7 separate regions of the Homo sapiens genome follow, and all the other regions are linked to region 6. Evidence: chromatin contacts called from ENCODE Hi-C or POLR2A ChIA-PET data. All regions are on one chromosome and are shown on one strand. The core of a region is the stretch at or near the end of the contact, and the rest is flanking DNA. Distances in the headings are between cores, read along the strand shown. Region 1 holds the start of RNF5 (ring finger protein 5). Region 2 holds the start of WHR1 (winged helix repair factor 1). Region 3 holds the start of ATF6B (activating transcription factor 6 beta). Region 4 holds the start of ITPR3 (inositol 1,4,5-trisphosphate receptor type 3). Region 5 overlaps BTNL2 (butyrophilin like 2). Region 6 holds the start of BRD2 (bromodomain containing 2). Region 7 holds the start of TSBP1-AS1 (TSBP1 and BTNL2 antisense RNA 1).

Region 1 (2,700 bases), core at 201-2,700, 790 kb before region 6:
TTCTCTTCCTCCACTCCCATTATCCCTTTACTAGGATCATTCCATCACTTCACTCTCCTTCATTTCCACCTTTCCCTCTCAATATCTTCCTTCCTAAACCTCAAGCTTCCTGAATCCTCATCTGCCCCAGTCCTTCTTTACGCAACTGCTAACTTCTCATCTTTCCTTACTCTTGAGTCACATGGGATCTTTTATCAAGGTCCCCCCTCTAGCCACACCTTTACCCTGCATTAGTTTACATGCCCTCGGGAAGAGGATTGGTAGTGGGAGGACTGTTACCTAATTCTGCTCCTTTAGTCACAGTGAGGGTCAGTGATTGTAGGAAAAGCCCAAACTCCCCGGGGTCCAACCTGGGAAGAAGACCCTATTTCTGATGGGCAAATTATAAAGAGGAAAGGGCGGGTCTAGCCTCCGCGGGTCTCCTTAAAAGGGGCGGGCTTTGTCCCTTTTGCACCACTCACAAAGGGGTTGAGCCCAGAGCTTTCCTGCTCTGAAGGTTTAAAACGGAGTTGAAGTCAATCCTGTTCTACTCTGTGTACAACATTAAGAAAGGGGTGGGCCTTTAGTTCAGTTTTGCTCTGTAAATCACCTAATATGGGGAGGGCTGAGTCGTCCAGCCGAATGAGTTGGGTTAACACCAGCGCCGCAGATCGATGTTCCCACTATCCAAACGTCGGGCTAATCCCAGTTCTGCTCCCTTAACTAAAAGGGAGGGGCAGACCCAAGTTCTGCTCTCTACGTCACCAAAGGAGGTTGGAGCCATTTTGAACCCTGCGACCCTAGTGTTTTCCCTCTTTTCCTAGCTCTTCGCCGTCTTTCCCGATGTCGGCCAATCAGGGGAAAAGGAAAAGGCCCAATCAGCAGAAAGTCCACAGCTGAAGGACCCGGATGAAGCGAGCCTAGGACTTTGAAGTGCAAGCCTCGCCAATTGTAGAGCAGTCACCATGGCGACAAGATAGGGGTGAAGAGGTGGAAAAAGAGAAGGTTAAACCCTCACAGGATTGGCCCACCCCCGTCCCGCCGCGTGCTGCGCAGGCGCGTTTTACCTAACCACCATTTTCCGTCAAGTTTTAGCCAATGAGTTGATTTGGAGCCATACGCTCCAAAGTCCAATAGCAATCCGGACATTCTCTAAAAGAGGAAGCGAAGGAAAGAAAGGGGCTTATAGTGGGCGAGGTCTATAGGTAGTCCCGAGCAAATTGCTTATGGCTTTGGTTATGACTGACAACTACTCAGACGAATAAAGCCCTCCTTGGCCAGGCGACAGCGTGTAGCGAGTTATTACCAATCCCTTGGCATTGCACATTGACTTAGACCGTATCAGCCAATAGCCATTGTGCGAAGGCAGGACTGCACTAACCTTTTCCCGCCCCTACCCTTTGGGCCAATCCTTTCTTTTGAATTCTTTGTGACTGGCAGGCATTCAGACCAATAGTGATTAGGAAACCTTGAAGCCTGCCCAACGATCGTGGGCAGGAGGTGGTTTCTGGTTTGTTGGGGCGTGTGTATGTGTATTTGGGGGGACTGAAGGGTACGTGGGGCGAAACAAAACCGGCCATGGCAGCAGCGGAGGAGGAGGACGGGGGCCCCGAAGGGCCAAATCGCGAGCGGGGCGGGGCGGGCGCGACCTTCGAATGTAATATATGTTTGGAGACTGCTCGGGAAGCTGTGGTCAGTGTGTGTGGCCACCTGTACTGGTGAGAATCGAGGAGGGGGGCGGGAGGTGGTGGGTCTCGCTTATATACTGGAGAGGCTAGGAGCGAATAATCATACAGTCATACAGATAATCGGAGGGCACGTTCCCATAGGTGAAGCCCGACAGGAGACATAAGACTTTGCTGGTATGTGTGGGTGGGAGTATAACGGTCGAGATCTGTGGAAAGAAAGGTCTTAGGAACCAGGAGCTGAGGCACGTGATGTGCTGAGAAGAGAAGGTGGGGCGGGGAGTGGCAGGACAATGTGAGACCCGAGCCACCTTACCCCAGAGAAGTGAGGGGTCTTAGCTGTGCAGGTGGAAACAAGTGAGACACAAAGGTTAAGGGAGGCACGCATCAGTTGAGTCGGGGAGAACCAGGAAATATGGATCACATTCAGATGAGATCTGGGAGGGGGCTGGTATAAGGGCACTGTGGAGAGGCAGACTTGAAAGGTTAAAGGGTCATAAAGATAGGGACATTATTGAGCTTGAAAGTGAGTAATGGGGGAATGTGCTAGTAAAGGGGTTTGGTTTGGAGTGATGGGGTTGGGGTTGAAAAGAGGAGACCCAGAAAGAGGTGGCTGAAGGAAATTAGAAATTAACTTGAAAGGCAGAAAAGAGAGGGCACGAAAATTTGTATGTGTTTGTTGGGGAGAGGAGAAAGGAGAGGGTTGAGTGTGTTGAGGATGGACAGAGCTTTAGGTGTTGGAAGATCAGACAAGCAGGAAGGCTAACTAAGTTGGCTGGCATGGTAGAGGTTGCAGAAAATCTGAAAAGCAACAGCAGGTTGCTTGGGAAGAGGGGTTAGATGGGATTCTGCGAAGTCTAGGGTCTGTGTCTCTCTTTTCTGTAGCTAGTTTGACCTTTTTTTTTTTTTCTCCCCCATCCAGTTGGCCATGTCTTCATCAGGTGCGTACTCAGGAGATGAAGAGGGAAATGGGGAGGTCTGAGGAGCTGTAAGACCCTCTTGTATACTGGAAACCACCTTTTTTCTCCCCAGTGGC
Region 2 (2,700 bases), core at 193-2,692, 1.0 Mb before region 6:
TGTACTGCTCAAATTTGTATCCCATGTACATAAGCTCCCGGAGGAGCGGTGGCCGAGCAAGCCTCTGGGCCCGAGCGTTCGGTGTCTCCACTTCACTCAGGTATAGTGTTCCCTGGAACCGGGAGGCTGCCAGCTGCCAGCCCTCCTGCCGCTCATACGGTGTCGTCAGCAGTTTTGTCAGGTGCCCCCGCCACGTCACTATGGCCTCTGCCAGCCAGCCTGGACCCCTGAGAGGCAGGAGTTACAGGCTGAAGGTCTGACACAAGCATTAGTGAGATGCTCCCCTCGAAGAATAGTCTTGTTTCTTCTAAGGACTGATTCTCACCCCGGCTTTGGCTCTCCTAATTTTAGAGGGTAGGTACGGGTCTCCAGATATACTGCCTACCACGCTTTGCTCACCCCTCCAACCGGCCTCGGTGTTCCAGGAGCCAGCACAGCAGGTGGTCCAGCCTTTCCTGGACCTCCTCGTCCCGGGGCTGGTATCGATCCGGGTATCCGTCTCTGAGGTCAAAGTTGGGGCCTGGACCGTTAGTGGGGGGTGGGCTATAGTAGCGCAGGGCTCGGGCATCTCCATGGTACTGGCGTTGAGCATCCAGGGAGAAGCAGCCCAGTTCCGAAGGGCGCCGGTAGAAAGGAAAGGGCCCAGAGTAGAGGGCAGGGTCTGTGGGCAGAGAAGGTGCTGGACGAGGTAGTTTGTTCCGAGGCTCAGCTACCTCTGTCTTCTCAGCTCCTCTCTTGGTCCCCCTGGGATCCATGAGGTCCTAAGACAAGCAGGGGTACAGAGTTTCCATTCTACAGAGGAGGCCTGGAGAAGGATGACTGGTTTAGGACTAAGCGAGCCACCTGATCGCCAGGCTCTGGCCTTGAAACATTCAGGCCCCTCAGACGCCACCGCGGCCAAGCTCTCATCCTGCCTCTTTCCTTGCCCTTCACCCACCCTCCCTCCAGGTCCTCCAAATGCAGTGAGGTTAGGAAGGACGTCTGCGCTCAGATCAAGAATCCAGTTACCTCAAAGCTCCCCAACTTCCACCTCCGCAGAGCTATGACGTCATGGCAGGCACGCCAGAGGCCGAAGGATGCAAAAGTGGTTTTCTGCTTTCGATGATGCAATCATTCAGCGACAGTGGCGGGCAAACCCCTCCCGGGGCGGGGGAGGTGTGAGCTTCACGAAGGAGGTTGACACCAACGTGGCCACCGGCGCCCCTCCACGCCGCCAACGAGTCCCCGGGCGTGCGTGCCCTTGGAGGGAGCCAATCCGCGGCCGGCGTGGGGCCCGGCCTGGCGGAGGTGATGCTGGTATGTGCGTCGCCACCGCCCCTCCCAGCACTGACGGGCCTGAGGGACGACAAGTTGACGCTCCTTTCGTCATCACCTGGTCTAGGAGGGACGCCCGGGGAGACCGTACGTCACTGCTCTGCGCCGGAAGACCCTATTTTCAGGTTCTCTTCCCTCCATTCCTACCCCTTCCCCGGTACCATAAAATCCCGGGATATGAGCTGGAAGAGGCATCACCTGATCCCGGAGACCTTTGGAGTTAAGAGGCGGCGGAAGCGAGGGCCTGTGGAGTCGGATCCTCTTCGGGGTGAGCCAGGTAACCATGGCAACCCCGGGGGTGGGGCCTCGCTTCCGGTAGCCGAGAGTTTTGTTAGAACCGCGTCCCCGCCCCAGTTCCCTGTCCGTGAGCCGATTTATCTGCCCAGGGTCGGCGCGCGCGGCTGTCTCAGAACTCATGCAGCTGTTCCCGCGAGGCCTGTTTGAGGACGCGCTGCCGCCCATCGTGCTGAGGAGCCAGGTGTACAGCCTTGTGCCTGACAGGACCGTGGCCGACCGGCAGCTGGTGAGGGGCGTCGGTGCGACCGCCGGAAGCCCCTTTCCTAACTCCTGGAATTCCCTGTCACTCAGTCACTCCGCCAGCCGTTCAGCAAGCATTAGGCCTTTCAGGCGAGGGCACTGTGCCAGGCACTGGGGTGCCACAGAGACCCTGTTAAAAGTCCCGCAGGTAGTACAGGGCATTTCAAATCATGGAGGTAGAAGAACGAGGCTTTTGGGGAAACCGAGTCATGGGGCATGGTTCGAACATACAGCGCTGGGAGTGCAGTCAGACGTCAGATCATGACAGGCCTTGTACATCAGTGTTGTTTCCATCTTACACTGAGGCGATGGGCTGGTAGAGAATATCATAGAGAGAGGGAATGGTGTATTGGAGATAGTGGATGAGGCAGGGAGGTCAGCTAAGAAGATACTGCATCTGAGAAGTGGTGAAGGCCTAAATTAGGTCAGTGCAGTAGGGAGGGAGAGGAGAGTGAGGAAGAGGGAGGAGTCCAGGACAACTCAGACTTTCCAGATGACTGCGTGGCTGGTGGTATTAGGAGCACATTTAGTTGTTGGACTACAGATAATGTGTTTAATTTTATACAAGTTGAGTTGATGGTGCATGTGGAGCATCCAAAGACAAAGGTATTAGACAGTTGGATATGAGAGTTGGAGAGAATTCTGGGCCAGTGATAATAGAATTACAAGTCATGGAGGTGTGAATAGCAAGTGGTTAATTCTGTGATGTGGTGAGATCCAGTAGGAAGAGTGGGTAGAGGAGTGATTTCTAACCTTTTTGTAATCTTTAGAAGGTGATAAAAGCTATGGCTATCTCTCTCCAGAAAAATGCACGTTTGCCACATATACATAGGGTGTATGTATAGTTAG
Region 3 (2,876 bases), core at 251-2,750, 840 kb before region 6:
ACTACTCAGGAGGCTGAGGCAGGAGGATCACCTGAGCTCAGGAGGTCAAGGCTACAGTGAGCTGTGACCCTGTCACTACACTGTAGTTTGGGTGACAGAGGGAGGCCCTATCTCAAAAAAAAGCAAAAAACAAAAAACAAACAAACAAAAAAATCTTCACTGCTAGATAACCAAAGGGGATGTGGAAAATGAAGATATTAAGGAAACGGCAAAGGTAGTGGAGAAGGCCCCCCACACCTCACACACCTCATGACTCATAGCACACAAATCATTTAAATCATTTCTTTGTCACCCACGGGTGAAGGGAATGAAGCAGAGTCCCCGTCACAGAGAGTAAGAGGGATATGGCTCTCTCACCTCGCTGGATGGCTCTGTGGAGAGACGCGATGACTCGGAGCTGAGGGAGGAGGAAGAGCAGGGGGAAGATGGCTCAGACTTCACCTGAAGATCTGGAGGAAAGGGAGTTAGAAATTATCAGGAAGCAGAGCTTAAGAAGAGTCCAAAAAGTACCCAAGGACATGTCGGTGGGGATTCCTGTACCGCAGCAAGGGAGAAGAAACAAAAATAGGGGATTGAAGGAGAGAGGATAGGCACTTATGTAGAAGCGTGAGGATATAGGAAGCTACGTAGTTTCTGGGAAACAGTGGGAAGATGAGGGTTTCTGGAAATCTGAGGGAACGACAAAGACTACCTTACCTGGGAAGATCGGCAGGAGTTCCCATGGGGGCTCAGAGGGGCTGACATCCATCCCCACGTCCAGGGAGCTGCCGTCAAACTAAATAAGGGAGGATACAAGAGGGCAGGAGTGTGAGAAAGGATGAGAAAGTAGGGGTGACTCCAGATGAGTTATGGCCTGTGAATGGGTCCAGGTTCTGGGCTCACTTTCCACCCACCAAGGGTTAGAGAAAGGCTGGGGACACAATACCGGGACATCCTGCTCCGGGCAACGGAAGAGCTGCGTCTGCTCCTCGGCCACTTCATCTAGGCCAGAATACAAGGTGCTGTCTGCAAGAAATGCTGAGCGTCGGGGGGTCGTTCGGTGGCCCCAGCCTACAGATCGCACACAAGCCCCCGCCCCATCCCTCATTGGCTCCGCTCGGCCAGACCCACCGCCCGCCCACTTGAAAAGTGATACAACCAGGGCGCTTCAGCCCCTCCTTCCCCGACCCCGGAACAACTCGACGTTCCAGCAGGGAGCAGAGTTCTTCCCTGACTTTTGTATCCCCCTTAATGCACAACGAGCCCCCTGCTCCGCTCTCCTTCAGATGGCGGATTCCGTATTTGCCCAGACTTCCTCTTTAGGCCCCCGCTTCTTTCCCGCGTGCCTCAGGGACAGTTTGCCACAGCCCTCTCCCCTCCCCGGTGCCTCACTCTGCAGACCCCAGTCCTCCGGGCTAAGCAGGTTGTCGGTGAAGAAACGCGTCGGGTCAGCAATCTCGCTGAGCAGCATCAGCTCCGCCATCTTTCCCCCCCACCCCCCAACCAGGAGACGGTTCCCAAGGCCCGCCTCTCCCCATCACCAACTAATCAGTTGACTCTTTCAAAAAAGGGGGCGTCCCGGAAGCTCTACCGACCAGTAAGAGACCTGGGTGCTGAGCACGTGAATCAACAGATGCGGATGACTGTGTAGGCGGGCCCAATGGGAGCACAGCAGCAGGAAGTAACTTCCAGACAGTGCCATACCGCCAAGCGCATGCGCCAAACAGGCTCCAGTGATAAAGCGCCTGGGAGATGTAGTACCCAGTATTAAGGTCCACCATCTCCCCCAGCCACTACTAAGTTTAGTTTAGACAGCTTCTATGTGTCCTCGGAGATAGATAAGCCCCTCAAAAGGGGCGCACTGTGACCACTGCTACCTCCCCTAGGAAGCCAAAAGCTGAGAATGGGATATGGGCTGAAACCTTCCCTCTGGCCCCCCACCCCCAAATCTCACAGCACAGACCACAATTCACAAGTTCCTGTCTCTTTTAAGGTTTAACTTTTAATCAGCCAAACATCTTGCGCAGACCCTGAGCCAGCCCTGCATCCTGGTTCTTCCCCTGAATGACCACCTTCCCCAGTTCCTCCTGGGCTGCCCGGTTTTTGGGATCTATCGCCAGCACCTTCTTGAGGTCAGCAGTTGCTTTTTCCAGGTTCCCAAGGGCAGCCTGGGCAACCCCCCTTCGGTATAAGGCCTTTAAATGGCCAGGCTCCCGCTCCAACACCCGGTCACAGCTCTGGGCTGCCAACTGAGGCTGCCCTAGCAACAACTGACAGGCAGCCAGATTGGCATGAAGGACAGTTCGTTCTGGAGGGCCAGGTGGGGGTAAAGTCAGGAGCAGCCGAAGAGCCCGTCCATAGCATCGGGCAGCTCCTTCAGGGTTCCCAGCTCGAAATAGTTCTGTGCCCCTTGCACGTTCTTCCCTGGCCAGGGCTTCCTTCTCGCTAGTCTCCAGCTCCCAGGAGTCTCGGCCTTGAGTGAAGGATGCCAGTGTGAGCCTGACAGGAGGTCCAGAGTGCCCAGGCAGCTGAAGCTCTGCTTCCTCACCTTGACACATGGACTCCAAGCATTTCTCTATGAGCTCCCCCCAAGTTTCCTCCCTCCATGGCCCTACGCCCATAGTTAGCTCTGTCCAGCCCTCTGGCGGCCCTGATCCGAAAGGAAACCCCAAAGCCAGTACCCGGCAGCAGGAGCCTAGTTTGGGTTTGTCCAAGCCATGGCCACGGATTACGATCTTCTTGACAAAGCTCCCATCGGGGCAGTACCAGAGATCAGAAGCTTGAAGGGCCTCTGGCATCTGACTGGTTGATCCATGAGACTTATGAGAGTCTCCTTCAAGTTCAGCAACCAGTTTTTCAGCTCCTTGAGTATGCTCTAGAATTTGGCTGGCTGGATC
Region 4 (2,756 bases), core at 135-2,634, 650 kb after region 6:
TTGTTTGGTGATCTATTGTTTTGCTTATATATAGACGAAGGTGTGGACTGGTCTGCTGTAAAACTTGTTACTGTTTGCCATGGTGAAAAAACAAAACAAAACTGTAAAACACGGTACTTAGCGATCCTGGAGGTGTCCTTCCCTCCCACATCGTTCCTGGGGGTCTTCGTAAAACAAACAAACAAACAAACAAACAAAACAACAACAACAACAAAAAAACCACTGCCTGGGGCTCTTCTCCTCCCAGGGTCAGCAGCTGTCTCTTTGCTTTTAGCTGTCTCCACCCCTCCCCTAGCCTCTCTTCTTCCTGCTTCAGTCACCGAGTCCCCTCCTCCCTCTCTCCCAGGGACAAACGCCCCCCCACAACTCAGGAAGTGGGGTTGGGGGGTCCGAAGGGAGCAAAAGTGATCGGATGGCGGTGGCAATGGGCACCCTATCTTAGGCGTTCAAATAAAGGACTAGGAAGCAAACACCCAAGCACCGGGGAACAGAACAGAAAGTAAGCGAGCCCGGGACGCGAATTTGAGGGCAGGACTTCGGGAGCCAGAGCCTGGCGGCGCTGCCGCAGCGGGTCACTCCCAGGGGGCCGGCACCCAGACTTGGCATCGTTAGCGCTTGGGTGCTCTGTCAACTAGCGAAGGTAATTTTCATCCCTGCTTTTTTTTTTTTTTTGAAAGGAAAGACGGAAGGAGCCAAGAGTTTTGGAGCCAACTCCTGGAGAGGGAGCGGCTGAACTGATTCGGAAGTTGGATCTCTTTGTACACAGGAATGCGGAGAGAAAAAAAACAAAACCCACCCCATTGCTTCATTTCCCCTCCAAGCCTGAGCACTTTCTATTGTGCAATGAAAAGGCTTTTCACGTTGAGAAAAATGAATCCCGAATTTGCTCTGCAAAGGGATGAGCGCGCCTCTGGGCGCCAGCCTGCTCTCAGCTGGGCGCGGAGACCGCGCGGTGGCCGCAGGGCGGCCGCGGCCAGGGCGCTCCAGGGCGCGCCCTCCGCGAGCGGCTCCGGGGTGACGCCCGCCGGAGAGCTGGACTCCCCCTTCCGCGGGCGCCTGCACTGGCTCTTAGCCAGCCGAGGGCCCGGGTGCAGATAGTCCGGGAACCCCGAGGGCGGAGAGCTCCCCACTACGCCTGGGCCTCCCAGGGATGGCAGCTCCGAGAGCCCCCTAGACCCGGTGCCTTGCAGGACGCCTCTGGAGATCAGGAGGGCTGGCGGCGCATTCGGCGTCCGGGAGGCCGGGCCCCGGACGCGCGAGGAGCGCGGGGCGCGGGAAGGCAGGCGGGTGCACATGGGTGCCGGCGGGCGAGCTGCGGGGGGAGGGGGGGCGGGGTGTGGCCTCCCCGCCTCCCGGGCGGGATTTGCATGTGTGTGGTGGCCCCAGACTTCCTGCTCCTTCTACGCTGCAGGTACGCGCGGGCCGGGCGGGGCGGGCGGGCGGCGGGCGCGCCAAGACGTGGGCACCTCCTCACCCGGACCCCGGGCCCCGCCGAGCCGCCTCCTGGCTCCCGTGGCCGCCAGCCCGCCCCGGCCGCACCGAGCGTCGGGATCCGAGGTGGGAGCGTACCCCTCCCCGCTCCCCGGACGCCTCAGTCCTCCGCACTGAGCTTGGCCACGCGCCCCTAGGCGCCCCCCACGCCCTGGGCCCCGGAGGGCCGCAGCCATGAGTGAAATGTCCAGCTTTCTTCACATCGGGGACATCGTCTCCCTGTACGCCGAGGGCTCCGTCAATGGCTTCATCAGCACTTTGGGGTGAGTGAGCCGAGCTCGAGAGGGGCGCGGGTAAAGAGGGGGCGCCGTGGGCCCTGGTGCCAGCTGCGTGCGTCCAGCCGCCGCCCCCCGATAGAGGCCTGGACGTCCCCCTAGTCTCAAGGAGCGGGAACGGCTCGCCTCCTTCTTTTACAGAAAGGAAGTGAAGTGTTTGCTCAGGTAGGACTCGGGCTCCCTACTGGAGTTGGCAGGAGGAGCCTCCCTCGGCGGCGCAGCCTCTACCCTCCCGCGCACGCCTTTGGAGGGGGCGGAGGGACGGAGGCTTCCTTTGCAGGTGGTCCCGGGGGCGGGCAGGTGGGTGGCTGGAGGCTGAGTTGGGGAAGGGCAGCCGGGCCGAGACGTGCCCGGCTCTGAGGGTAGGGCGGAGCTGTCGGGAGTGGGCAGGCTCAGCTTGGAGCCCGTAATCCTCTATTACCGATCCCGTGGTGCCTTTGAGGGGTCGCACCTTCTCCTCACAGCTCTCTCCCTGTTCTTCCCAGCTTCAGTAGGAGTGTCTTCTCAGCCCTCCCCTTCCAGGCTTCAAGGTCCTGGCCAGCTGCCCCTTCTCCCCGCCTCTCCCATTCAATTTCCTGCGCCGGTCATCTGGCGCCCTTGGGTCCTTGGTTCTAGCTTCTCTCCAGCACTTCACAAACATTAATTAATTCTGGCCGCCACCTCCCAGGGTCTGGGCTGGATGAACAGGGAATCAGTTCACGTCCCTGGAGAGGGCCAGGCCTGTAGCAGGGAGAGGGCAGGAGAGAAATTAGGTAGAGAGGATGGGTTTATCTTCAGAGGAGCAGCTGGATGTGATTCGCTGGATGGGAGCGTAGGTGGTTTCTCCAGCCAGACCCCAGGGCAGGGTCGGCTATCTTTGTCCCGTTTACAGTCTGGGGGCCTGGGTTAAATTGTCTCATCCTCCCAACCACACATGGCTGTCCTCTAGGGTACACCCACCCTCCTCTGCTGATCCACTGAGTGGGACCAGCCAGCCGCGTGGTGCCTTCT
Region 5 (2,832 bases), core at 297-2,796, 570 kb before region 6:
CTCACCAGTACAGTCCTCCCTCTGTACTCTGCCATCTGCTCTCCAGCCACATGGTCCCCATCCATATACACATGCACAGCAGGGTAACGGTGGGATCGGTCCCACCTCACCTCCATGCTCTGTGCATTCGCCTTGGGGGACAGGTAACAGGTTAGCTGTATATCTTCTCCCACTCTGACGAGGATGGGCTGGGAAGGTCCATTCACTTTTAAAGAAGCTGTTAAATAGAGTGGACAAAACACAATGAAAGAATCAAAATGGAACCAATAATGTCATCTCTAAGAACAGCTCCATTGGAGTTTAGAAACCATGAGCATCCCAGGGTTGCTGTGAGGCTCAGGGTCATCCTTAGGTGAGGTGGGGGTTTCATGGACTCAGAATAGAGGTTGCTCTTCTTTAAGGAGGAATCATTCCATGATGTGTGTCAGTCTGAGTAAAACAGTAATTGAATCCCTACCTGCTTCTACCTGTATTTTTTTCAGTTTACAGACCAATAATAAAATAATTTTGCAATTAAAACTCCCAGATAGGCTGGGTGTGGTGGCTCAAGTCTATAATCCCAGCACTTTGGGAGGCCGAAGCGGGTGGATCACCAGAGGTCAGGAGTTCAAGACCAGCCTGGCCAACATGGTGAAACCCCGTCTCTACAGAAATACAAAAATTAGTCGGGCATGATGGTGGGTGCCTGTAATCCCAGCTACTCAGGAGGCTGAGGTGGAAAAATTGCTCGAACCCGGGAGGCAGAGGTTGCAGTGAGCTGAGATCATGCCACTGCACTCCAGGCTGGGTGACAAAGCGAGACTTTAAAAACAAACAAACAAAAAACACCCAGAATAAAGTGAACAGTTTATAAATTTGGCCCCAGATGCCTCTGTACCTGACTCCTTATGTAACAAACTGCAATTTAACTTAGTACGTCAACTACTGAAAGCCTAACTTAGGTTGCAGTTTGTTACATAAGCACTCAGGTACAGAGGCATCCTGGGGCCAAATTTATAAATTGCTCATTTTATTCTGAGAGTTTTAATTGCAAAATTATTTTATGAATAAGCCTAACTTAGGAGCTAAGGCTAACTTAGGAGTACACTTTTGTAATAAATAGCTGAGTAGCAGCTGCTGCACTTCTGTTAGTTGCAGGCAGCCAACTGTTGAAACCCTGTTCAAATCGGCAAACGCCAGGCTGCAACCAATAGAGCTGTCTCTGTACCTCACTTCTGTTTTCTGTACCTCATTTCCATTTTCTGTCCATAAATGCTGTCTGACCAAATTGCTGCTTTGAATTCTCTGAAACCGTTCTGATTCTGAGGGATGGCTTGTTTATGAGTCATCCTTTTCTCAGTTAGACTCTGCTAAATTTAGTCTGTCTAAAGTTTTTCTTCTAACACTTCAATTCTGTATGATTTTAAACTACTTCTTAATCTGTCTTAAACTACTTCTTAATGCCTCAGTTTCTTAAACTGTAAATTTGCTATACAACTACCAAAATCATAATGTTTCAGAGTTGAACAAAATAGTTTGCATTAAGTGCCTGGAAGACCCTGCAGCGTGAGCAGAGGTGCACAGACCTGTGAGACTTGAAGGCGTTGGAGCCATCCCCACCCTCTGACGTGGTAATAGGGAGGGGTTTAAAAACATGTCTCATGTGGACTTTTGGTAATGATATTTGAAGAAGCTTTCCTCTAGGTGGACTTTATAGTACCTTGTAAGTCTGGTCCAGCCGCTATATTTTATTTCCCCAATGCTCCACATAGGTGGAGTTATAGACACACACCAGTTGAATGTCCTCAAATAATTTTGAAAATTAAAATTAACATTTTAAGATCAATAATTGGGGAAGTCGGCAAAGTACAAATTGTGAAACAATGATGAATGTAAAAAAGGGGTCTAATTCTCTCACTGTGCAAAGTGGGGAAAGATGTTCTCTGAGGGCTTTCCTGGGCCCAAGCTATATTACATTTTCCATTCTCATCAGGCCCTGCCCGTGCCATTTTTTCTCTATTCTAAATTAAGTGTCGTCCTTTTCTGTTAAATGATAAGAATGGTTTTGCATAAGGTGTGATCATTTATAATAGAAACACAAGCATAAAATTGTTGGTTCTCTGCATAGAGTCACTGGCCAAAGGCGTTAACATCCCATTATGTCATTGGCCGAAAACTGCCAGCTACCTTTGTAGAGAGGAAAGTCCCTGTCAACACAATTTGAATTTTCAGATTATTACCTTCCATTCCAGGTAACAGTTGACTCCCAGTTATTTCCAGCATTTTGTTTGCTTTGTCCTGTAATTTTACCTAAAACAATATTATTTTCCTCTCCTATGTATCTATTAAAGTCTGAAGACAAGAATCAGAAAAAATGGACTAGGGATTAGTTTGGGGCTGTTTCTGCATCCACATGGCTTACGGTAAATTACTTAATAAAACAGACTGTTTCCTCATCTCCTTTATCCATATGAGGATTTTATTCCCTGTCCGTGTGTGACCTGTGCACATATTAGATCTTAAACTGGCTTGCCCTGCCTGACATAGGTAATTAAGAGCTAAAATTGACTTCAATGGAGACTGAAGGAAGCAAAATGTAAGTATGGAGATTCAATTAATTTGATGCATTACAGATACAGACAAAACTCCTTTTGTCCAGAATCCAAGTAAAACTAAAGTTTAAAGTGCTAAAAAAATCATGCAGCCCTGTTTGTTAATAATTGATGTTCTACTAGAATACAAGCTCCTTGGGAGCCACTATGCCTAACCCACTTTTTTTTTCTTTCAATTTTAAGTTCCGGGGTACATGTGCAGGATGTGCAGGTTTGTTACATAGGTAAACATGTGCCATGG
Region 6 (2,700 bases), core at 104-2,603:
CAAATGTCGAATGCCTCAGAGGTCAAATAAAGTGAGAACTGTAAAGTGCTTCCTGACTTTGCCAGTTAGGAGGTTCTTGGTGACATCTGCCAGAAAAGTTTTGGTGGTAGCAGCCTGACAGAGGTAGCTTGAAGAGTGGGGATGGGGAAAGAGAATGTGACAAAGAATTGAGATAGTAAGGATAATTTCAATTTCAGGTCTTGGCTGTGCAAGGAAGCCGAGAGACATGAGTCTCTAAGAGGGCACGATATTGAGAGGGTTGTTATCTTTCTGTCAGCGGGGAAACCAAGAGAAAAGTTTAAAAAGGTCAAAAGGGGGAGAAGGGAAGACAGCTTCCGGGTAACAGAGAAGGTTGACCAGGTCAATAGTAAAGGATTTCCTCAAACCGAAGGGAGGACCTCTAGTGAAATGAGAAAGGAATACACAATTGACCCAGTTTGCAGGTGGGAAATGGGAAGCCAGTTCTGCAAATTGGCCTTTCTGTTCTGTGAAGTGCCATCTGTCGGTGAGGAGAGATTAGGGTCTGCAGCGTGAAAATCTGGACCATACTCTGGGTAATCAAGGGAGAGGTTATCGGCTAATGACAAATTAAAGGCTTACTTTTTAGCTGGCAACTGAATCACCATAACATTTTATGTTACCAGTTCCAAAATTTTGGGGGGAATTCACTCAAGCTTGGGAGAGGAGAGATCATAACTTTAAGAGTATAAGAGGTTTAAACGGTCCACTACGAAATAAATAGAGAAGGAAAAGTTATCAGCTGGTAAATATCGTAGAAGGTAGAGCGGTCCAGGGACTCACAGGTCTCACTAAAGAAAAGTCTAGCGTAGGTTCACGGCACGGAGAGATTTTAAGGCTGCCTAAGACTAAAGCCAAATACGAAGTCCACATCTGCGGTCCGCACCTTATCTCTCCGCGCGGCAGGCGCGACGAGGGCGAGAAACTCCCTCTCCAGTGGTCGCACCACACGACACCAGGGAAGGGGCCCCTCTCTCCAGACCCTCATATCTCCAGGTCCAGGCCCCATTTTCCTCCGCTGACAGCTCAGCAGCGTGCGCTTCCGCTGGATTCAGGCCAGGACCAGCGAAGCCGCACCTTACACCCACCGAGGAGGAAACAAGCCTGGCCACCCGAGGCTACCCCGCTAGGCCGCGGGTAGTGGGGGAGGGGGCGCTGAGGCAGGAGGTCAGCACCCGGGCGCGGGCTCCCGCCCCACGAAAAGCGCGCGCTCCAAGCCCCGCCGCCGGAGATGCGGTTCCGGTCCGGACGCCTGCGCACTACGGCTCTCCCCGCAGCCTCTGGCCCTCCTTCCCCCTCCCCCAGTCAGGGCGCACCCTTGCGCCTGCGCTGTGTGTGTTCCTGGTCTGCGGCAGCCATGCTGAACTCGTATGGAGAGGCGAGTGGGGGGGACAGAGTCCAGGACTGCGGGATAGGAAGCTGGGGATATGGACAAGCAGCAGCGTTATAGCGCTCTGGGTTTCGGGACATAGGCCTGGGCCATGCGGCCCCCTTGGCCCCTTGGCGCGACCCCCAGGAACGTTCGGAAAGCTGGTCCTCGTGGCTGGGGGAAAGGCGGGGGGTGGGGGGGAAGCGGGCACGTGACCCCGGTCAGCCAATCTGGGTGCTGCTGACGTGGCCGCGCGGCCCCGATGCTCTCCCCACCCCCCCAGCCCGTTCGGGAAGGGAGGGGCTGGGGGCTACGCCCCCTCCCCCAGCACGGCTTCGTTTTCTGGGGGGGGGTTGACACCCCGGATTACATACCCCGTACCAAGCCGAGGGCAACTTTGGAGGCCCCCTGGAAGGCTTTAGGATCCAGGTGAGAAGGGGCCCTTGTGGGGCGGAGATGTCAGTCAAGTGCTTAACCAATGGTGGGGAGTCCGGGAGGGGGATTCTTGGGGTTCAGGAAAGAATCCTGAGAGTGGGAAGATTTGTCCTTCAAACCTTTTACAGCCAATGGGAGCGTGGAGGGGGGGCGAGCGGGAGAGGGCCATGGGGGGGGAGGGGAATGGCCAGCCTCATGCCTCCGTACCCATTGGAGGGCAAAGGGGTTAGGGGGCGGTGTGGCCCCCCCTATTCCATTCGTCCCCTGGGGGTACAGCAGCCGGGAGCCAGGTGAGAAGGGATCCATCGGCGGCCGAGGGAGGGGTGACCTGGCGGTGGGCTGAGGAGTGGTGGCTGTGGCCCCTACCCGTGGATGTGAATGCTTTAGGAGTTGGCCACCCATGTTGTGAACTGAGGTTGTTCCCAGGCGCCAACTTCCTTTCTCCCCAGAGCCTCTGGAGGGAGCATTGCTGTGCGCCCTTTGTGTCCGCGGTAGGGGAGCTCCAGTCGTCACACCGCAGGCTGGAGGTTACGCTTCGAGTCGCTTACCGAATTTGTGTGCATTCACGTGGACACGGCCTGTGGGGCCTTTTGCCCCTGTAGGGTCTTTACTGAGCACGTGTCTACTCCAGGCTGGGGTGCTTACAAGCTGAAAGCTTGAGGTCTGCTTAGGAACAGAAACCAGGCCCAAGGTGGGTGCTGGCAGTAGGGGGTCTAGACAGCATGGTCTGAGATGCGAGGGAGGCTCGGGACCTGGAATGATTTCACAGCTCCCAAGGTTTCGGGTTTCTCCAGGGTGGCCTCTTCCATCGCCTCCCTCATCCCCTCCCCCAGTCCTGAACAGTTCTCTCCTTGTGTACTGCGGGGGAGGGAACGGAA
Region 7 (3,003 bases), core at 370-2,869, 710 kb before region 6:
TGTGTTTCAGAATAAGAAAAATAGATACCCTTTATCAGGTTAAAGAAGTTCTCTTCTATTCCTGGTTTGTTTATTTATTTATTTTATTTATTTATTTGAGATGGAGTTTTGCTCTTGTTGCCTAGGCTGGAGTGCAATGGCATGATCTCGGCTCACTGCAACGTCTGCCTGCTGGGTTCAAGAGATTCTCCTGCCTCAGCCTCCCAAGTAGCTGGGATTACGGGCAGGCATCACCATACCCAGCTAATTTTGTATTTTTAGTAGAGATGGGGGTTTCACCATGTTGGCCAGGCTGATCTTGAACTCCTGACCTCCGGTGATCAGCCCACCTCAGCCTCCCAAAGTGCTGGGATTGCAGGTGTGAGCCACTGCACCTGGCCTTATTCCTGGTTTATTAATTGTTTTTTTCTTTAAGCCAGGGATGAGCAAACTACCACCCAATGGGCCAAATACAGTCTGCAACTTGTTTTTTTTTTTTGTATAGCCCATGAGCTAAGAATGATTTTTACATTTCATGTAAAATGTCACATAATATTTTGTGACATGTGAAAATTATATGAAATTCAAATTTAAGTCTCCATAAGTAAAGCTTTATTGGAACATAGCCATGTTCTTCATTCATTTATGTATTGTCTATGACTGCTTTTGTGCTATAAAGGCAGAGGTGAGTAGTTGTGATGGAGCCCATAGGGACCTACAAAGCCAAAGTAAACATTTGGCCCTTTATAGAAAAAGTTTACTGATTCTTGTTTTAAGTCAAAAATGGTATTGGGGGAAAGTTAGGTTCATGGATGTGCAGACCAAGAATAAGGGAAAGATCTCAGCCCTAACTCCTTCTTATACAGATTTTCAATAGGTCCATCTTTTTCAGGTTTACCCTCTTACCCTAGACTTTCTTAGTTTTTAGCTTTCCATTTCTAGAGATTTAGGGCTCTGTCTAAACAGTGGTTTTCCTTCTGTGTAGCATTTCTTTGGATGCACAATAGGTTCCACTTTCATCAGCTCCGCTTTTCACCAGTTTTCCAGAAAAGCATTACAGTCTGTTGCTGTTCCCTGTTCCCCTTGTCTGCCTGATTATTTATTTTCAGAGTCATTTTAGCAGTGTTTGGGGAGGGAGTTATACCTTTTATTCCTCAGGTATCACCACTCTTCTCTTCCTACCGCGAAACAGCACAGTGAAAGGGAGGAGATGGAGTGAAGAGACCGAGGGCAGGGAGAGGGAGGGGGGTGTGACGGGGTGGGGAAGTGAGGAGGAAGAGGGGGAAGAGCTACTGGGGAGGAGGAAGATGGGGGAGGAAGAGGATGATGGGGTGGGGTGGTTCAGGGAGTGAATAGGCCGGGTTGGGTGAGATGAGGCTGGGTGTATGTGCTTGAGAAGTCCGGGAGTGCGGAGGGGCAGAAAGGTAGACAGTGCGTGCGGGAAGAGGGGATGGGGGTGGGGAGGCGAGGGCGGTCAGTGGGTTGAGAGGAGTGGGGAGAAGATTTAGGGCGAGAGAGGTGCCATCGTGCTGGGGAAGGCGGGACTAGGAGAGGTAAAAGAATGGGGAGAGAAATGGGAGGGAGAGAAGGAAGCTGAGGGAGATTTGAGGAGAGAAGGCGCTTGAGGGGGAACCAGGAGGGGAGAAGGCTTGTGAGGGGGAAATGTGAGAGGAGAAGGGGCGCGAGGGGGAACAGCGAGGGGAGAAGGGGTCCCGCCTCCTGGCCGCGCCGCCCTAGGTGTCGCCGCCTGGCGGTTACGAGGAGGCCGCCTCCTGCTTGCCGGCCTGGCGGTCCTACTCAACACCGCAAGATTTCAAAAGGGAAATTCCTCCAGGGCTGAGTCACAGGGAAGAAAGCGATTTCCTCCGCCTCTTCCAAAGCGGTAGGTTTCCTTCCTCCGCCTGCCTCTTAAATAACGTGGTATCTCGCAGTTTGGCTGAAACCTGAATTAAATGCAATGCTTTTTTGACTTTTACTTTCTCCCAGAACAACAGTTGTGATATGATCTGTTTTGGGGCCCTTCCTGCGCTCCGCCCTGGGCCAGAGTATGTAAAGCTCGTGGGTCTCTGTGTGTGTCTGAGCAGCTGCTCTGCCAAGACTCCACACAGCTGTGTGTGTGTCGGACCCAAGGCCTTGGTGGCATGGGCTCATGAGGGAATCTCCTGATCCACCAGTCGCAAAGATCCATGGGAGAAGCATGGTTTCCTGAGGTCGCACCATCACTCACTTCTTCCCTTGGCTGGGAGTGGGGGTTCCTTTGGCTCTGTGTCGCTCCCAGGGGGGCTGTCGCCCCATCCAGCTTTTCTTTGTTCTCTGTGGGTCGAGTTGTTTTCCTGATGAGTCCCAATGCAAGTACCTGGATATTTCAGTTGAAGATGCTGTATTCACTTGCCTCTTTTGTTCCTCTCTGTGAGTGCTGTGGACCATAGCTGTTTCTAATCAGCCATCTTGGCCTGGCAATCTACAGTAGTAAATGTTAACATTGGATAGTGTGATTCTTCCTACTTTACTATTCTTTTTAAATATTGTTTTAGCAATTTTTGTTCTTTTGACTTTACATATAGATTTTAGGACCAGTTTGTCTATATCTACAAAAGGAAGCTTTTGATAGGAAATGTGTTAAACCTATAGACCGATTTGAAGAGAATTGACATCTTTGTTGTCTTCCAGTTAAATGACACTGCATGTCTCTCCGTTTGTTTAGATCTATTTTTATTTTTTCATCAGCATTTTGTAGTTTTCAGCCTGCTGATTCTGTACATATTTTGTTAGATTTATACTTAAATATTTAATTTTCTTTGGAGTGGTTGTAAATAGTACTGTGCTTCAGTTTTGGCTTCCTACTTTTTATTGCTAGCATAGAGGAATACAATTGATTACTATTCTGTAACATTGCTAAAAATGTGTTTGAAGTTTCCTCGGAGTATTATCTCTGGATATAAGCTTCTGGGCTGATAGGTCTTATTTTTTAGCAGTTGAAAAATGTTGTGCTACTTTCTTCCTGTTTTGGGTTTTTTGGTGAGA

The links. A loop is a pair of places that touch in the nucleus more often than their neighbours do. ChIA-PET counts read pairs that join two places held with the same protein, here RNA polymerase II (POLR2A). Pooled maps may share reads with other maps.
Region 1: a map of endothelial cell of umbilical vein shows a loop between it and region 6 (6-fold over the local background). The contact joins the promoter of RNF5 here to the promoter of BRD2 in region 6. A Hi-C loop is called at or near these places in 10 of 168 maps with a recorded cell type or tissue (B cell, CD4-positive, alpha-beta memory T cell, IMR-90 and 6 more), 7 of 37 single-sample maps with no recorded cell type and 30 of 50 pooled maps. POLR2A ChIA-PET finds 5 or more read pairs at or near these places in 22 of 52 experiments (A549, AG04449, AG04450 and 16 more).
Region 2: a map of right cardiac atrium shows a loop between it and region 6 (7-fold over the local background). The contact joins the promoter of WHR1 here to the promoter of BRD2 in region 6. A Hi-C loop is called at or near these places in 3 of 168 maps with a recorded cell type or tissue (Right ventricle myocardium inferior, right cardiac atrium and vagina) and 12 of 50 pooled maps. POLR2A ChIA-PET finds 5 or more read pairs at or near these places in 4 of 52 experiments (CD4-positive, alpha-beta T cell, CD4-positive, alpha-beta memory T cell, HEK293 and 1 more).
Region 3: a loop to region 6 is called in a map of CD8-positive, alpha-beta T cell, with 7 times the contacts of the local background. The contact joins the promoter of ATF6B here to the promoter of BRD2 in region 6. A Hi-C loop is called at or near these places in 3 of 168 maps with a recorded cell type or tissue (CD8-positive, alpha-beta T cell, heart left ventricle and naive thymus-derived CD4-positive, alpha-beta T cell), 2 of 37 single-sample maps with no recorded cell type and 13 of 50 pooled maps. POLR2A ChIA-PET finds 5 or more read pairs at or near these places in 22 of 52 experiments (AG04449, AG04450, CD4-positive, alpha-beta T cell and 17 more).
Region 4: a pooled map shows a loop between it and region 6 (11-fold over the local background). The contact joins the promoter of ITPR3 here to the promoter of BRD2 in region 6. A Hi-C loop is called at or near these places in 5 of 50 pooled maps. POLR2A ChIA-PET finds 5 or more read pairs at or near these places in 5 of 52 experiments (CD4-positive, alpha-beta T cell, activated CD4-positive, alpha-beta T cell, activated CD4-positive, alpha-beta memory T cell and 2 more).
Region 5: a loop to region 6 is called in a pooled map, with 3 times the contacts of the local background. The contact joins the enhancer-like site here to the promoter of BRD2 in region 6. A Hi-C loop is called at or near these places in 1 of 50 pooled maps. POLR2A ChIA-PET finds 5 or more read pairs at or near these places in 2 of 52 experiments (HCT116 and MCF 10A).
Region 7: a loop to region 6 is called in a pooled map, with 4 times the contacts of the local background. The contact joins the promoter of TSBP1-AS1 here to the promoter of BRD2 in region 6. A Hi-C loop is called at or near these places in 1 of 50 pooled maps. POLR2A ChIA-PET finds 5 or more read pairs at or near these places in 3 of 52 experiments (Panc1, WTC11 and activated T-cell).

Annotation. Positions count from the first base shown.
Region 1 is chr6:32,176,955-32,179,654 of GRCh38, forward strand. It overlaps RNF5 (ring finger protein 5), which reads left to right and starts at 1,451. Exons shown (of 6, transcript NM_006913.4): 1 at 1,451-1,697; 2 at 2,587-2,605; 3 at 2,697-2,700. The coding sequence starts at 1,558. It also overlaps a transcript of AGPAT1 not described here. RefSeq lists an enhancer at 1,211-1,739.
Region 2 is chr6:31,970,921-31,973,620 of GRCh38, forward strand. WHR1 (winged helix repair factor 1) reads left to right here and starts at 1,443. Exons shown (of 7, transcript NM_004197.2): 1 at 1,443-1,591; 2 at 1,701-1,837. The coding sequence starts at 1,492. DXO (decapping exoribonuclease) reads right to left here and starts at 1,218. Exons shown (of 7, transcript NM_005510.4): 1 at 1,009-1,218; 2 at 400-761; 3 at 1-227. The coding sequence starts at 755. RefSeq lists an enhancer at 1,005-1,715.
Region 3 is chr6:32,126,746-32,129,621 of GRCh38, forward strand. ATF6B (activating transcription factor 6 beta) reads right to left here and starts at 1,501. Exons shown (of 18, transcript NM_004381.5): 1 at 1,372-1,501; 2 at 926-1,005; 3 at 697-775; 4 at 358-449. The coding sequence starts at 1,462. FKBPL (FKBP prolyl isomerase like) reads right to left here. Exons shown (of 2, transcript NM_022110.4): 2 at 1,962-2,876. The coding sequence ends at 1,986.
Region 4 is chr6:33,619,938-33,622,693 of GRCh38, forward strand. ITPR3 (inositol 1,4,5-trisphosphate receptor type 3) reads left to right here and starts at 1,385. Exons shown (of 58, transcript NM_002224.4): 1 at 1,385-1,754. The coding sequence starts at 1,666. RefSeq lists silencers at 883-1,192, 1,223-1,342, 1,393-1,562, 1,573-1,722, 1,602-1,787 and an enhancer at 2,309-2,756.
Region 5 is chr6:32,396,170-32,399,001 of GRCh38, forward strand. It overlaps BTNL2 (butyrophilin like 2), which reads right to left. Exons shown (of 8, transcript NM_001304561.2): 5 at 1-217. The region is part of intron 2 of TSBP1-AS1 (TSBP1 and BTNL2 antisense RNA 1); the gene reads left to right. Among named protein-coding and RNA genes, the nearest start is that of HCG23, 7.1 kb to the left of the region's middle. Within about 2 kb of position 1,547, at least 2 of the 41 ENCODE cell types and tissues checked have a DNase peak (open chromatin) inside an H3K27ac peak, as active enhancers do.
Region 6 is chr6:32,967,241-32,969,940 of GRCh38, forward strand. It overlaps BRD2 (bromodomain containing 2), which reads left to right and starts at 1,354. Exons shown (of 13, transcript NM_005104.4): 1 at 1,354-1,816. It overlaps LOC124901302 (a long non-coding RNA gene), which reads right to left and starts at 1,281. Exons shown (of 3, transcript NR_190904.1): 1 at 905-1,281. RefSeq lists enhancers at 431-970, 2,269-2,700, 2,587-2,700.
Region 7 is chr6:32,253,554-32,256,556 of GRCh38, forward strand. It overlaps TSBP1-AS1 (TSBP1 and BTNL2 antisense RNA 1), which reads left to right and starts at 1,620. Exons shown (of 4, transcript NR_136245.1): 1 at 1,620-1,861. RefSeq lists enhancers at 1,459-2,116, 2,117-2,773.